Regions from separate parts of the Mus musculus genome. Here region 2 is linked to region 1. The links are chromatin loops, found by intact Hi-C in ENCODE. Cell type or tissue: left cerebral cortex. All regions are shown on one strand. Links, peaks and the distances in the headings refer to the core of each region. The heading gives the core; the rest is flanking DNA. Region 1 holds the start of Hdac10 (histone deacetylase 10). Region 2 holds the start of Plxnb2 (plexin B2).

Region 1 (5,370 bases), core at 51-5,050:
TGGGACAGAGGAGGGATGTCACTAGTGTGAGTGGCCGTACCAGGCAGAACACCTAATCTCGACTGACTCTCACATCTGGTGCCCTCCCCTCCCCTGGCCCTTGGGCACTTACCTCCAACACAGCACAAATCCGGCCACCAGCCAGCACCTGCAGCAGCTGTGTGAGATGGGCAAAGCACTCAGGGGTGGCCTGCATCTGCCCCTGAAACACAGTAAGTATGATAAGGACCTGGGCCCCCAGAACCTTACATTACTCCCAAGCCAGGCCATGTTCTCACCTCAGGGTCCCCGATAGCAGAGTCAAATCCAGCCGACACCAGCACCAACTCAGGATCAAACTATAGGCAGGATCCGGTGGGAAGGAACCAAAGAGAGCAATAGCCCAGGTGAAGGGGAGGTCCCAGTGCTACCCACTCACATAAGGTTAGACTTTCTGAGACACCTTCCCTACTCCCATTCATACACTGGAGTGGCTTTCAACTCTCCAGTCTTCACAGTGGGACTCTGGGTAAGCCTAGGAGGACACCCACCACACAGTCACCTCGAAGGCCAGTGGGAGCAGCACATGCAGAAAGGCAGCCAAATAGTCGGCATTTCCCATCCCAACCTGCAGCAAAAGCAAAGCAGGCATCAGGGGACCAGCCCTGCAAATGAGGACATCACGGTCTTCACCCCTGGGATCCAAAGTCCAGGGAGACTCTTGCAGAATGCCCCAGGAGACATTCACAGGAGACGTAGGCTGGACGGAGGGGGGAGGGGGACTTGGTACCTGGTTCCAGGGCAAATTGACAGTGAAACCTTGGCCCTGCCCTTGGCCAACTGCATCTGCATCAGACTCTGGGAGAAACGGCCAGAAGCTTCCATGCTCATAGCGGTGCCAAGAGAAATAAAGGACACTGTCGACAATTGGCCAGGTCAGAAGTGAGGTCCCTTAGCAACTCCACAGCTTCTCAAAGAACCCTAACTCTTAAGACCCCTAGTCTCACCACTGGAATTTTATCCCCAAAATGGTGAGCGGCAGAGAAGGGCTGTGTCCACACCCCAGCTCACCTGGGGTCATCGTTGAAGATATACTGGATGCCCTGGCCATGGTGGACATCCCAGTCGACAATGAGAATCCTAAATTCGGACAGTACTGGGGATTACTGGAAGTGGCTGCCTTTCCACCTTTAGGCTAGGAGCTCAGCCAGGAGTGGAGGGAGCTGGGTGGGACCTCTTAACCACCAACTCCACCTCTTCCTATTTAGTTTGGGTCCCCCACACTTGCAGGTCAAGCTTGGACACACCTCTGCAGCCCATATTTCTGCTTGGCATGTTTGGCTGCTAGAGCCACATTGTTGAACACACAGAATCCATTGGCAGCTGCCCTCTGACTGTGGTGCCCTGGAGGCCTAGGGTGTAAAAAAAAAAAAAGGAAACACCGGGCATGTCAGAGTCATTCTGTCCCCTCACAGGGTCACACACAGACAGCTAGGGGAGGAAGGTGGTTCTCACCTCACCAGGGCAAGCCCATTGTGCACAGCTCCTGTTAGCACAGCATCGACCAGCTGCAGTGCAGCCCCCGCTGCCAGCCGGGCACAGTGAAAGGTGTCCTGTGAGCCAGAGTGCAATTGAGCCTGGGACCTGACCTGCTTGTCCCAGGTTGCAGGTTTCCCACTGCTGAGCAGACAGGGCTGGGGCATTGGCAAGCAAAACATGGTAGGGTACGGTCATAAAGCATAAACAAGGAGACACTGGCAGGTGAGCAGACTTGGGTGTGAATGCACCTAGGCAGGCATATGGACATAAATCTGGGTGAATGGGCGTGTATGCTGGCTCGCACCGGGTGAAAGTAGACAGCATTGTACTGCTTAGACAGTGCGTGGAGCTCCTCTTTATCCAGGGTCTGGGTCTTCTGCACCAGGGCTATATATTCCGGGCTGCAGATCAGCAGGCGGGCCACCAGCAGGACAGGAAGGAAAGGAGCAGAGATTCCTGGTGGGAGTGCCCACCCAGTAATCCCTTTTAGCCCACACCACGGTGAACCCAAGGGAATGCTAGCGGAGCTATAAAAGGTTCGGGTCCCCAGATCTGTCATAGTCTGACCTGTGCACCAAGCCCAACTCTTCCTCTGATGCCTCACAAGCTGACAAACACAGGCACCTTTCTTCCAGGCCACGCTGCCGCAGGCCATCCAGGGCAGCTGTCAGGCGCTCTGGGCACTCAATTTCGCACTCGGGGCTGGAGCAGACAAGGATCTCAGTGTTCAGGGTTCCCTCCCGGCCCCCTACTTCTGTCAAGACACACTTACTCATCCCAGAGCAGTCGAGTGGCTGTCATGTCCTCGTGGTACACAAGTGCTGTGCCCATAGCTACACCGTGGTCACTTTGATCCGCTCTAACGCAACACGCCCTCTGCCGGCAGGTAATTGCACTGCCCGGTCTCACCTAACTATGCACGTAAACAATCCTCACTCGGGACGAACTGGGTTGTGCACGCTGGACCTGGGCAAGAGGAAACCACCCCAGGCCCAGGTCCGGGCTCAAGCCCGCCCGATTGTCAGAAGAGAACCGCTGGAAACTGAACTAAGCGTGACGCCAAACGCCTAACTTCCGGCTTCCTCTTTTACAGACTCCGGCCCGCCCCTAGGCGAGATTAGGGTGGAGTAGACCAAAAGGCTGAGCTCCCCTGGGATTGCGCGCGCTCTGTGTGTCTTTCTCTCTCTGCCTCTCTTTCTCTCATTGTCTCTTTCTCTTAGGCTGCAACTTCAGTGCCACCGACAACTACGTGTGGCGCGGAGCCTACGACCAGTACCGCCTCCAGTGTCCTTCTTGAAATGGATAGGAAGACAGGGCTGCCTGTCCTCAGGCCATCCATAGCTACAGCCGCAGCTATGCTTCCTTCTTGCCCCCAGCATCCTCCTAGCCTAACCTGGTAGTTTAGGCCACAGAGTCAGAAATGCCAACTGTCAATCACAACCAATTTGCCTGCTCCCGCAGGTGAAAGATGGAGAGGAGAGAAGTGAGCAGGGTGTGTATGTGAGTGCCTGCGGGGGCTGGCCTGGGCTGGATCAAAGCACTGAACTTCCAGAAGGGACTGACAGAAAGGCCACAGGTAAGAAAGAGGCCACTGGAATAGAAGAGTTATATAAGACGCCAGGCCAGCCAGGAAAACTGCAGCACAGTGTGAGGCTAGGAAGGGTAGAGGGTTCTGAGCAAGGAAGGGTGAGGAAGCAGGGAAGGGGGCCTTAGGAAAGGAGGAACAAAGGAGACATGAGCTCAAATACCAGCTAAGACTATACATATATATATATATATATATATATATATATATATATATATATATATGTATGTTTGTATGTATATATGTATATATATATACACACACACAAATAAACACACACAGATATATACACACATATATACATACACATATATACATACATGTATATATACATATATATGTATATACATATATATATATATACACACACACATTTCCATAGTCCAGCCTTGTCTCCAGTTCCGAAATGAGTGTTGGCATTACAGATGCCTCAAGATGGGGGGAAGGGACAAGACACACCCCCAGGATGATGAGGGGAAGGGGGCAAGGCTGCCGCTGACGTCTGTGATAGGAACACATACAACTATCATGTACAGGGGAAACCAAAGAGCCCTGGAGTGGTTAGAAGTAGGTGCCCTCTGCCATACTCAGGAGTTGGGAGTTCAGGCAAGGATTTTGGAGGAGCCCAAAGCTTCTCCATCTTCTAAAAGCCAATTAACTACCCTGGTTTATGTATATTGTGGGGTAGGGCATGAACTGAGCCACACCTCTGTAACTGGGTGAAGTATTTGAAGCCTTGGACCATGGTTATCACAAGGGGATTCAGGCAGTGGAGCCATGGTCATGGCATCTCCTCTGACAAGATTAGACTGGGCAAAGTGTATTTGCCCAGAACTTGTCAAATGAAGGGAATGAAAGACCTCACCCTTATGTCCTGCCCTGTCGCACCTGTCCTTGGGACATGAGGAAGAACATGGACCATCTAACCAGCCCAAGTGTGGTCTCGTGTCTAATGGCTTGCAGATGACAGTATGGGTTCAGGGAGGCTGCCAGGGAAATGCTGGTAGAGAGCTAAGACCTTCCTCACTAGAAGTCTGGACCATTGGAAGACAAATGCTGCAAACTCAGAAAGAAGGAGGCATCCCTCTATCTGGGTCTTAACATCATCTTCCCCACCATCCTCCCTTGCATCAGTCTCCAGACCTCCTGCTCAGACTCTGAGCCTTAAGAGTACAGTCATTCAAGAAGGGAGGGGCCAAGCCCTAATGTGGCTTGAAGCATTGGCAAGGACTAAGTGGCACCAGCACTGTGGCCTGGGAAGAGTCAGGGGACTGGCACCTCTATTAGCTGGAGGACATAGAGCTCAGGTTAGCTCCTTTTTGTGCACAGAGCAGCTTGGAGAACTGATGGGTGCTCAAGGCATGGGGCCACACAACCAGAATGGGAGATCTACAAAAGGGTTTATTTGCCCCCAGCCACTTAGGCAACACCAAATGGCTGGTTCGAATTCCAGGCTAAGGGTGTAAGAGAATCCACCCACTTCCAGAAGAGATGATGTCCCTGAGTCAGTGTCCCCAAAACCTCTGTCTCATTCCGTCTCAGGAGTTGGCCTTGGCATTGTCCAGAGCGAGCAGAGCTCAGGTCTGGCACTTGTCTCCTAAGCTCTGCTCACTCTGAAGCTTTTTCACGAATACTGATTTCATGTACAACTCCAGAATTCAAAGGCTAGTCCCATGTTGGGTAGGGGTCTTGGACAGAAAGCTTAGATGTTCTTCCAGGGTCATCTGGGGCACTCGAAAGCCGAAGAACAGGTTTGGAGATGGAGGGTTCATGATTCAAGGGTCTACACAGCATGTCCAGGTGGAAGACTTGGGATACAAGCTCCAGGCACTGTCGGGGTGTTAACCAGGATTCCTTTTCCAGAGAAGGGAAGCCAAGGTGCCGTGAAGCTCCGAGCCAACCTCCTTTGGATACCCCCCAAACCACCCAGAGGTCGTCACAGAGCCGTCTCCTTTGGAACTCTGGCTCCTAGCTGCCTAGGAGGCTTGAAGCTGAGAACTTCCTTGTAAGTCACACCTGCGGGAAGCGAAGAGAAGCAAACGATAGAGTTAGACAGCTTTCAACTAAGGGGGGAAGCCAGCACCCCATGGGCCTTAAATCTAATCCTAAGTGGGCCAATCCACTTAAAAACACTGAAGACTGCTGTGAAGCTAGATTGCCCCAGGAAAACAAGGGATGAAAGTGTATGTTCAAAAGAAAAAAAGGGGGGGTTGTGTTCAAAAAATAATAATAATAAGAGAGAGAGGCTTGTATTAAAAAAAAAAGGA
Region 2 (5,370 bases), core at 314-5,313, 53 kb after region 1:
CATTAGGAGAGGTACTGGGCAGAAGACATTACATGGGGATGTTCTAGAATAGCTACAGATCTGGTAGGGGGGACATGTGACATATGGACGCCACTGTGGGCTGCCAGCCCAGCCCAGCTCAATCCCTTCCAATCCAATCTCTTCTGCTCCACTAGCAGGGGCCAGGGCCAAGTCCCTAGGCTTCTTGCTCTTGGGCATCAGCTGTGGGCTCTCCCTCCCAGTGTGCTCTCCACGCAAGCTCCTGGATAAGCCATAAGCCCCTGGAGCCAACCCAGGAACACCCCAACGGCTTCTGGTAGAACACCTTATTTGTCCACCTGTAGGATGTCCTGACCAGTATCGCATCCCAATGAGGAGGGAGGGGGGCAGCCCCTCAGCGAGACTCTGGTCAGTGAGAAGGCAAGAAGGTAGCCTGCGGTTCAGCCCCAGTAAGCCCTCAGGGATGTGCTTCCTAAGGGGTCTCTGCCAGGAGTGTGACCCATCCAAGGTATCCTTAAACATAGTAGGAATGACTTTGGGAAGTGAACCGAGTCGTCCAGAGAGATCTAAAATACTTCCTCCCCCACGAGCTTTGTCAGAGGAGCCTGGGCATATTCCAGGTTGGGCAGGGCCAACAAAGGAGCCGACCTTGAGGTCCTTCTCCAACCCAAGGTGACACATGCCCTCCTACACCGCCCCTGACTGGTCTGAGCAGCCATGGGAGCGAGGTGGTGGAGCTGCCTGGACTTGCCAGCCCCGCCCTCCTGGAGTTCTCAACCCCGCCCTCCTGGGGTTCTCAACTCAGCCCGGAAGTGGGTCCCTCTCCCATGGCTGCTTCAGCCTCCCCTTCTGCTTCAGCCTGCTCTTTGGGTAGCTGGACTCGCTGGACTCGGCTGGATAATCCAAAATAATTCCTCCTTGGCAGGCAGCCCGTGGGGGAGGGGGGAACTCACATTCCAAACTCTTGTTTTTCTAAGTAACTTCCCTCAGATCCTGGGGCTAGAAACCTCTGGCCAGTCCTCAGGCCTCCCCACTTCCATGGGAGGGTGTGAGCGACTAGGTGGCCGAGGCTCTGTAGTCTACCTGGTGATTAGTCTTCTCGAGCAATTTCCATACAACACAATAAGGTTTGGCACATTCCACAAAACAACTCACGCGTTGGCTCTACCTTCCTAGGAACTTCACCTCCTGACCAAAGAGCAAGGACTCATGCTAGCGACAGTCCAACTTTCTGATGACATTCCCTATGTTCCAAGACAGCATCCGGGTGTGGGATCAGGCTGACAGCTCCCACCCTCTAGGTGTTTGTGAGCAGTCTGAGAAATTCAGCTTTAAAATCATCAATACAAATTGAAGAGAGACGTTAGAGGGGGGCACTCCCCAAGGCAAATGAGGGCCCCCGAGGGCCTCCGTTCATCAGAACGTGACACTGGCTTTGGGACCTGGCTTCAGCTACAGTTCTGACCACCACCACCATGGTGGCCATAATCCGATCTCCCTTCCTGCCTTCTCCAAGGAACTAGAAAAAGGAATTAAGTGACGTGGCCAGAAACTCTAGGATTCTTAGGCTCAGAAGACCCCAGATAGAAAGGACCCACCCACACACAAACCTGCCACACAGCAGGAAACAGAGGAAGCAATGAATCTCCCTTAAGAAGGTATATGGAAGTGAAGGACTGGACTGTGTAAAAGCACCCACAAGTTCTAAGCCCTCTGAATCCTAAGTGTCTCTCCAAACACCACAACAACGAACTACACTAGAAACTTGCGGAGATCTTGCCGGGAGGCGTGGGGCCTCACCAGGTACTACTACTGAGTGTTAGTTCTCTCTGGCTCTTGTTCCCTGTCCCAGAAGGTGTGGGCACTGCTTTGGTTGAGCACCCCTGTAAAAAGCCCCAGCAGAGCCCAGCGTCTGAGCAAGCTTAGCTTGAGAACTGGGGCCTGGAGGTCCAGCACGACAGAGATGACTTGCTCTGGTCCATCGATTCGGTAGGGACGCCGGCCGTGAAGGAGGGTTTGAAACTACACCGGGTCGGGTGCAGCTCCACCGGGTCGTGGGAACCCTGCCTGCCAGGACAGTCTCCCAGCATCCCAGCGCTGAGGGCCTCGTCGCCAATCGGGGAGGCAGGAACAGCCAGGCCCAGCCGATTGGAAAGACAGACAGACGCGGGGCAAAGACGCAGGCCCGCGTCGCCCTCCGCGCAGCGGCACTGCCCTAAGACCCCCGCGTCCGGGGGCGCAGGCCGAGGCCGAGTGGCGGAGACGGCGAAGCCTGGGCCTGCGCGACGCCCCCACAGTTCCCGTCCCCGAGTGCCGTACCTGCTCCTCCGCAGCCGTCGTTCGATGGCGCCGGGGCCGCGCTCTGCGTTGCGCTCCGGCCCGCGCGGCTGCCATGGAGACGGGCCTTTGTGTGGCCGAGGAGGGGCCGGAGCGCGCGGGAGCCGCCGGCCCCGCCCCCGCCAGGGGAGAAGGAGGGCGGGGAGGACAGGGGCGGGCGAGAGGGAGGGACGAGACTAAGGGGTAGAGGGTGGGAAGGAGGGGCGGCTGGCGTCCCTAGCGTACCCCGCGTTTCCCTCGGCTCAGAGCCACTTATGCACACCGCTTTGCTTGGAGATTCGCGCCCAGTAGCAATCCGCGCTCCCTGCCTGCTGCAGTCTCGTCTCCTGGCACCAGTTCCCCCGCACCTCCCACTGCCCCGTCATCAGAGGAGTTCGCTCAGGCTGGGCACAACCCCGGGAGTGCCCCAGGCCGAACTGAATGGCGCACGCGGCCCGGCACCAGTGGGTGGCTTCGCCTGGGCCAGATCGAGGCCTCAAGTGTCTTCTTGGAGATGGGCGGGGCGCAAGGAACCGCACCACCATTGGCAACAGGCGGGACCACGCGCTCATCCCGTTCCCGAGGGTGAGGGCTGCTGAACCTTGATTCTTTCTTCCAAATCCTAGCCGCTCTGTTCTCCTTATGGAATGTTCTACTCTCCTTCCCGGCCCCTTGGCCTTACCGACCCCCAAAATGTCTATAGGGTAGGACAGTACCGTAGGGTTCCTACTTCAGGCCTTGAAGTTGTGGTGGCGATCTCAGGACAAGGTTTGGAACTAGTCCCCAAACCCCAGCTCATTCATGTCTACCCTGGAATAGCTGTCTCTTCCACCCCAGATTTGCTCTCCTTTTTAAAACAAAAAAAACTAAAGATGTATTTATTTATTCATTTTATGTATGTGAGTACACTCTAGCTGTGAGCCTTCATGTGGTTGTTATGAATTGAATTCTTAGGATCTCTGCTCGCTCAGGCCCAAAGATTTATTATTATACATAAGTACACTGTATCGGTCTTCTGACACACCACAAGAGGGCGTCAGATCTCACTACGGGTGGTTGTGAGCCACCATGTGGTTGCTGGAATTTGAACTCGGGACCTGTGGAAGAGCAGTCTCTTACCCCCTGAGCCATCTCGCCAGCCTCCAGATTTGCCCTCCTTGAATACCGTCTGCCTACTTCCTCCTATTTCCTCTGGCATCTCTGTGGAGAGCCTTTTGGGGTGCCCGTGACTGACTGAGCCAGCTTGGAACAACATCTCCCCAGCTTTGGAGATCTGCCCCAATTCTTATGTCTTCCCCAACCTGAAAACTTCACAAATCTGAGGACTTCACTGTTTCTTTAAGGAAGTTGAACTTGCCCCATCTCAAGCAGCCAGGCTTGGTTGAATCACCTTCTCCCCTCCACCAGCAACCCCGCCCCCTCCCCCCACATACAAGAGACTCCAAAATATTCAGTGATTTCAACACTACGGCCCCCAACACACACACACAACTCTAAAATATCCAGTAACACAGCTGCAAACTTTGTATCAAAAATATTAAAAGACAAGTATTGTATAACAAAAAAAGATATTTTAATAACAAAGTTGTGGGAAGGCCAGTATTCTGAACTGAGTAGGGCTCAAAATAGAAAAGGCAGGAAGCTGGAGGGTAAAAGAGTCCTCCTGTCCTTCCGGTCTGTCCCTGGGGCTGGCTGCCTCATGACCTCCACCCAACCCTCTTAGATCCCCTGAATGCTGGCTCACTGCGCTCTCCCAACTGGCCACACAAGGGAGCTCTGGGAATCACAATCTCCAGGATTAGCTTCTCACTCTCCAGGCATCTAAACTGTAAGGGACCTCTGGGCTGGGGGGAGGGGAGCACCTCTTTGGAGCCATCTGTCTCGACATCCCTCCAGGCTCTGCCCTTGGCATGGATGGAAAGAGATGGGCTTGAGCCTACTTTGGACAGAAGCTCCACTAACTCAGCTGATCCCATCCTGGGAGAGAGAGAGTCGGAGAGGATGTAGCTGGTAGGAAGCCAGCAGGCAGGCGGTATACTCTACCAGTAACCAGGACAAGCCCCTCGAAGAAACTGGAACTTTGCTCATTCCTGTGTGTCAGCCTTGGGTTTGTGCCCTAAGCAGCACTGTTGTGTCTATAGCCTTCTACCTCCCCACCAGCCCCTCCTCTAAATCTGTCTGCTGATTCCCATGAAGAGTCCTAGGCTGATGGTGGCTGAGGTCCTTGGGGTGGTGTGGGGTGGGGCACCCTGAAGCCTACTGTGTGAAAGTCAAGTGAAAACTAGCACGAGAAACACACTGCAGTGATATTTGAGATGTGCATTTTACGGTGGAGCCATTAAGACGGAGGAGGCTTAGACCTGTCACTCGGATAGGAGGCTGGCACATGGAAGGCACAGTTCTGCAGACTCCAAATGGCTAGTCCCCACAGCCGGGGAGCTCCAGCTGTCACAGAGGATGGTGCCATGGTTCTGAAGATCCCTTAGAGACCAGGCTCTTAGTGGTGAGGCTGGCACCACTGTTCCAGGAGATGCTAATGCCATTCTTCCTAAGGACAAGGTCTCCATCTCAACCTGCCTTTGCTCAATTTTCTAACAGGTCACCTCCTTGGATACTGCATTAGACTGACCTAGATCACTGTGTAAATTCACCCATCTATCTCATCTGTCTGCTCACCTGTAGAGTGGGCAGTGTGACAAGCTGTCATGGGCTAAGGTCAGGGGTAAACAACTGAGCACATGCAAAGATCTAGGCACAGTGCTGACACCTGTTACCACTGGGATACCTTCGCTGTGTCTGGCTTAGCCAGGATCAGTGGGGAAGGGCGAGGCAGTACATACTTGAGGTTTGATTAAAGAGTCCAAAGAACCCAGAACAGGTCATGGCCATGCTACTCAGCAGCTCTCTAAGAAAACAAACGCTCACCATGCAGCTCTAAACCAACTTACTTTGCTAGTGGCCCTTTAAAGCATCACAGGATGTACGGCCCATCCTCTCAGAATGCCCCTTTTCCCTGATACTGCCTGACACTGACACTGCCCAGTGAACCCACATGGCCCAGTCCCTCAGAGGAGC

What was found. Peaks named below come from ENCODE experiments on the same cell type or tissue, not always from the same donor. Only the 100,000 strongest peaks of a DNase experiment are listed, where the experiment ranks them.
Region 2: it touches region 1 in a loop (1.9-fold over the local background); 9 of 42 quality-filtered maps call a loop at or near these places.

What each region holds. Positions count from the first base shown.
Region 1 is chr15:89,126,100-89,131,469 of GRCm38, forward strand. It overlaps Hdac10 (histone deacetylase 10), which reads right to left and starts at 2,601. Exons shown (of 20, transcript NM_199198.2): 1 at 2,291-2,601; 2 at 2,086-2,220; 3 at 1,823-1,919; 4 at 1,495-1,592; 5 at 1,287-1,391; 6 at 1,051-1,119; 7 at 770-896; 8 at 542-607; 9 at 279-338; 10 at 113-202. The coding sequence starts at 2,349. Mapk12 (mitogen-activated protein kinase 12) reads right to left here. Exons shown (of 12, transcript NM_013871.3): 12 at 4,485-5,119. The coding sequence ends at 5,040. It overlaps Gm46530 (a long non-coding RNA gene), which reads left to right and starts at 2,440. Exons shown (of 2, transcript XR_001781738.2): 1 at 2,440-3,094; 2 at 4,967-5,370. In left cerebral cortex, for the core only: CTCF peaks have their summits at 2,418 and 2,618; DNase peaks (open chromatin) are centred at 2,426 and 2,579; H3K4me3 peaks cover 1,725 bases; H3K27ac peaks cover 1,403 bases.
Region 2 is chr15:89,178,367-89,183,736 of GRCm38, forward strand. It overlaps Plxnb2 (plexin B2), which reads right to left and starts at 2,422. Exons shown (of 38, transcript NM_138749.3): 1 at 2,299-2,422. Dennd6b (DENN/MADD domain containing 6B) reads right to left here. Exons shown (of 20, transcript NM_027081.3): 20 at 3,847-5,370. In left cerebral cortex, for the core only: CTCF peaks have their summits at 3,300 (motif pointing right) and 4,055; DNase peaks (open chromatin) are centred at 831, 1,846, 2,550, 3,417 and 3 more places; H3K4me3 peaks cover 2,702 bases; H3K27ac peaks cover 3,813 bases.